2 separate regions of the Homo sapiens genome follow, and region 2 is linked to region 1. A link is an interaction called in ENCODE POLR2A ChIA-PET data of the cell type or tissue named here. Cell type or tissue: HepG2. All regions are shown on one strand.

Region 1 (2,500 bases):
TACCTCCAGGTGTGCCAAGGGGCACAGTGAGGCCCATGGAAAGCTGACAGAGCACAGTACAGAGGAGAACGTGGATGGGGTGCTATGGATGAGGAAGCCTTGGCTCCTCTGCATCTGAGTTCGTCCACAGGACTATTGAGCATCTTCAAGGCACAGCCACTAGTTTGCCACAGAGACAGCCATTTCAAGAGAGCCCGGGTGGAAGCTGCAATGCCCTTTATGATTAATCTTGGAAGTCCCACCGTCCCGGCAGCCCTACCCTATTGGTCACATGGAGCATCTCTGATTTGGTGTGGGAGGGAAATACACAAGAATGTAAATGTCCAAAGCCTGGGTCACTTCTCACAGATCACAAAGCACTCCTGGAGCAGCCCCCACCTGCTTCCTCTCTGAAGTCTCACCTGAGCTGTCCACTACTGCTCTTCTCCTCCTACCCAGGGGAACCCTTTTTTAGGTTATTGCAGGGTGTAGATGGAAGGCCCACATTTTCTACTGTTGTTAACCAAGGTAATTGTCCAGTGTGCATGAATTATTTATCTCACTCATAACTACCCGAAATTCCCCTGAGGCATTGGTTTTCAATGCTGGCTGCGAATTAGAACTACCTGAGAAGAGAGAGAGAGAGGGGGGGACGGGGGTGGGGGAGAGAGAGAGAGAAAGTATGTGTGCGTGTATGTGTGTGTATTCTATTTTATATACAGTCACGTGCTACTTAAGGATGTTTCAGTCAACAATGACTACTTCCGGGATGGGGGGCCGGTGAGATTACAATACTGTATTTTCATGCTACCTTTTCTACGTTTAGACACACAAATACTTACCATTGTGTTACAATTGCCTCCAGTATTCACTGCAGTAACATGCTGTACAGATTTGTAGTCTAGGAGCAAAAATAGGCCTTTCTATATAACCTAGGTGTGCTGTAGACTGTGCCATCTGGGTTTGTGTAAATGCACTCTATAAGGTACACACAATGACCTAACAACGCATTTCTCAGAACGCATCCCCATCATTAAGAGACGCATAACTGTATTATCCTTTTTATATTCTATTCTATTTCAACAGTAATTCTCCCGCATCACAAACGTGAGCTTCCCCAGTCTTTCTCTGATTTACTTGATCTGGAACAAGTTCCAACAAACTAATTTTTTTTTTTTTTTTTTTTTTTGAGACGGAGTCTTTTTCTGTCTCCCAGGCTGGAGTGCGGTGGTGCGATCTCGGCTCACTGCAAGCTCCGCCTCCCAGGTTCACACCATTCTCCTGCCGCAGCCTCCCGAGTAGCTGGGACTACAGGCGCCCGCCACCACGCCTGGCTAATTTTTTTGTATTTTTAGTAGAGACGGGGTTTCACCGTGTTAGCCAGGATAGCCTCGATTTCCTGACCTCGAGATCCATCTGCCTTGGCCTCCCAAAGTGCTGGGATTACAGGCATGAGCCACCGCGCCTGTCCAACAAACAGTAATTTTTAAAAATTGTCCTTGAAAAATCCCAATGTGTGTTACAAACCACTGCATACGTGTTTCAAAAACAAAAGCTAGAGAGCCTGGCTAGATAAAGCGCACAAATGTTAACTGTATCACTCAATACATTTTTAGCAACTATGCCAAGCATATCCAAACTGTGGTCCCTGGGCTGCATGCAGCCCAGGATGGCTTTGAATGAGGCCTAACACAAATTCATAAACTTTCTTAAAACATTATAAGATTTATGCATGTACCTTTTTGTTTTTAAGCTCATCAGTTATTGTTAGTGTTAGTGTGTGTTTTTTTGTTGTCATTGTTGTTTTTGTATTTTTTTTGAGACGGAGTCTCCCTTTGTCACCCAGGCTGGAGTGCAGTGGCACAATCTTGGCTCACTGCAACTTCCACCTCCTGAGTTCAAGCAATTCTCCTGCCTCAGCCCCCCGAGTAGCTGGGACTACAGGCAAGCGCCATCATGCCCAGCTAATTTTTGTATTTTTTTTTTTTTTTTCGGTAGAGACAGGGTTTCACCATGCTGGCCAGGTTGTTCTTGAACTCCTGACCTCGTGATCTGCTCACATAGGCCTCCCATAGTGTTAGTGTATTTTGTGTGTGGCCTAATTCTTCTTCCAATGTGGCCCAGGGAAGCCAAAAGATTGGACACCCCTGGCTACATCATCCAGTTCATTATAGTGCAATTACAGCACACCAGAGAGCTGGCTGGTGGTCCTCCCAGTCAAACCCTCTCAAAGGTAGCCACTATTCTGACTTTTATCACCCTATATTATTTTGCTTATACTTGAACATTATTTATATAGAATGATACAGTATGAACTCTTTTGTGTCTGTTCGCTTTTTTACACTCAATAGTTTGAATGTGAGATGCATTCATTTTGCTGCCATTAGTTGCTTCTTTTTTAGTGCTGTTCAATTTACCATTATTTGAGTAAACTATACGTTATTTATCCGGTGGATTATTTCCAGTTTTTGGCTAACAAAATTGCTATGATCCATTCTGTGGATGTCATTTGGTAGACATA
Region 2 (2,500 bases), 52 kb after region 1:
GGGCCTTTGACGTCACCAGCAAGTTTGCTGCCCTCGGCGTCCCACGTGTGGCGGCGGCCAGCGGCGGCCCAGGAGGCAGCCGGTGAGCGCCTGCGAGCAGAGTGGCGGGGGCCGCTGACAGGTCCCGCGCAGCCCAGCCCAGCCCAGCCACGCGGCTCACAGGTGGGGTCCAAGAGCAGTTTGGAGCAACCCGGCGCTACGGAGAGGGGTGGACGGCTCTGCACGGGCCTCCTGTCTCCCGCTCGGGCAGAGGGACTCGGGGGGACCTCGCTCCTTGGCTGAGAGAACCTGAACTCGGGCGGAGAGAACGCGCCCAGGCGGGCAAGGGGACCAGAGAAAGCCGGGGCTGGAAGTCACTGTCGCTCGCCACTGTCTGGAGCGCACGGAGCGCAGAGGCCCGGCAGCCGCGCGTGCCCTCACGGGGACCGAGCCAGTGATGCAGGATCGCTGAGCGGAGATCCGCGCCGAGAAGTCTCTCGGGGCCGGGGCTGAGACGCACGCCTTCGACACCGCTGCCAAGACCCCGATTCCGGCGACTCTTGCGGGGAACCGAGGGGCCAAGGCTGCCCCAAGCTCAGGACTTGGGCGAGTCTAAGACGATGGTTTCTTAAGCACGGACCCGCGTTCCCCTTCCCGCTCCCTCGACTGGAGGCAGGGATCCTGCGCGGGGCCCCCGGGATTCCGTTTCCCCGCGGAGCCCCGGCCGCTGCCTCCCGGGACAGTTCGCACGGCCACAGGGGCGCACGGCGATGTGGCCTCCGTCCAGCGCGCTGGCCCGCCGGGGGGATGCTCTGGCACCTGTCGGGGTCCAGGCCTAGCATGGCCGGCGCGTTGCCCGACGTCGCCTCCGGCTAGGATGGCCCCTCCGGGCCCGGCCAGTGCCCTCTCCACCTCGGCCGAGCCGCTGTCCCGCAGCATCTTCCGGAAGTTCTTGCTGATGCTCTGCTCCCTGCTCACGTCCCTTTACGTCTTCTACTGCCTGGCCGAGCGCTGCCAGACCCTGTCCGGCCCCGTCGTGGGGCTGTCCGGCGGCGGCGAGGAGGCGGGGGCCCCTGGTGGCGGCGTCCTGGCCGGAGGCCCGAGGGAGCTGGCGGTGTGGCCGGCGGCGGCACAGAGAAAGCGCCTCCTGCAACTGCCGCAGTGGCGGAGGCGCCGGCCGCCCGCGCCCCGCGACGACGGCGAGGAGGCGGCCTGGGAAGAAGAGTCCCCTGGCCTGTCAGGGGGTCCGGGCGGCTCCGGGGCCGGAAGCACCGTGGCCGAGGCCCCGCCGGGGACCCTGGCGCTGCTCCTGGACGAAGGCAGCAAGCAGCTGCCGCAGGCCATCATCATCGGAGTGAAGAAGGGCGGCACGCGGGCGCTGCTGGAGTTCCTGCGCGTGCACCCCGACGTGCGCGCCGTGGGCGCCGAGCCCCACTTCTTCGACCGCAGCTACGACAAGGGCCTCGCCTGGTACCGGTGAGCGGGGCGGGCCCGGGCTGGGGCTGAAGGATCCGGGGGTCCTGGGCTGGGAAAGACGTGGAGGAGCCCTCGGTGACCCCCAGTTCGCCCTCCTCCCCACTTCATGCAGAAGGCGAAGGGTCGTCAAGGGTCTTTCTTCCCTCTCCGCCTTCTCCTTCCTGGGAAGTGGATGTTGAAGGAGAGAGTGGGAGGGAAATTCTGGCCTTCATAATTTTCATCCTTGGGAATCCCTTGCCAGCAAATAGCCAGTCTGGTCTCTTTCTCCTGCTCTGCGAAAGTATTCATGTATTTAACTAAAGGAAAAAAAAAAAGTCTCTTCTAAATTAGAAACCTGTTCAACAATTAATAGATTGCCTTCTCCTTCCCAAGGAAGCCCGTTTTCATTCTTTATCTTTTGGAAAGTTCTTTGTGGTTAACACAGTCTTTACCATCAGGTATTTATTTACCTTGACCTTTTGCCAGATAGTTGTCCTAGGTGGGAAGTAATATAGAGACTTAGTAAAAGTGTCAAGAACCAGAGAATCTGGGTAGTTTGGAAAATATATGTCTGTCTGAGCAAGGGAAAGCAACCAGGCACTGTATTTTAAAGGACGCTTGGCAATAACTTTTGTTTGAGGGCAAGGAATGAGTTTTGTAAAGTGCTTTTGATATTTGCAGGGAAAAGTAACTTTTGTCTTTTGACTGACAGAAACTTTTCTAAAGATCTTCAATCCTCTTTACAAATAAGGTAGCCAATTAAAAGAAGAAGACAACAGAGAGAAAAATACATTGGCACAACTTTGCCAATACAGTTTAGGAAATAAGTCTGGCTTAGATCTTAATCTTAAATTTGCCAGTCTCTTCAAATTCAGACCACCTTTAATAATAAAATCAGCCAGATTCTAATAAAGCTAGTGTCGCCTGGATTTTGTTTGCCATAATATATTGGCTTTTTTTTTCTTTCTTCAAAGTACCAGTAAAAATTATGTTGCTAGAATTTTCCATTTTATAAAGTTTATCTTGTTCATAAAAGATGCATTCTCTTTGTTATTTTAACTGAAAC

What was found. Peaks named below come from ENCODE experiments on the same cell type or tissue, not always from the same donor. Only the 100,000 strongest peaks of a DNase experiment are listed, where the experiment ranks them.
Region 2: POLR2A ChIA-PET joins it to region 1 with 5 read pairs; 2 of 35 experiments call an interaction of 5 or more read pairs at or near these places.

Annotation. Positions count from the first base shown.
Region 1 is chr17:13,651,445-13,653,944 of GRCh38, reverse strand. No RefSeq gene overlaps it. Among named protein-coding and RNA genes, the nearest start is that of HS3ST3A1, 51 kb to the right of the region's middle. In HepG2, no CTCF peak of the experiment used is centred here; no DNase peak of the experiment used is centred here.
Region 2 is chr17:13,599,486-13,601,985 of GRCh38, reverse strand. HS3ST3A1 (heparan sulfate-glucosamine 3-sulfotransferase 3A1) reads left to right here and starts at 57. Exons shown (of 2, transcript NM_006042.3): 1 at 57-1,455. The coding sequence starts at 857. RefSeq lists an enhancer at 483-1,103. In HepG2, no CTCF peak of the experiment used is centred here; no DNase peak of the experiment used is centred here; H3K4me3 peaks cover 573 bases; H3K27me3 peaks cover 1,658 bases.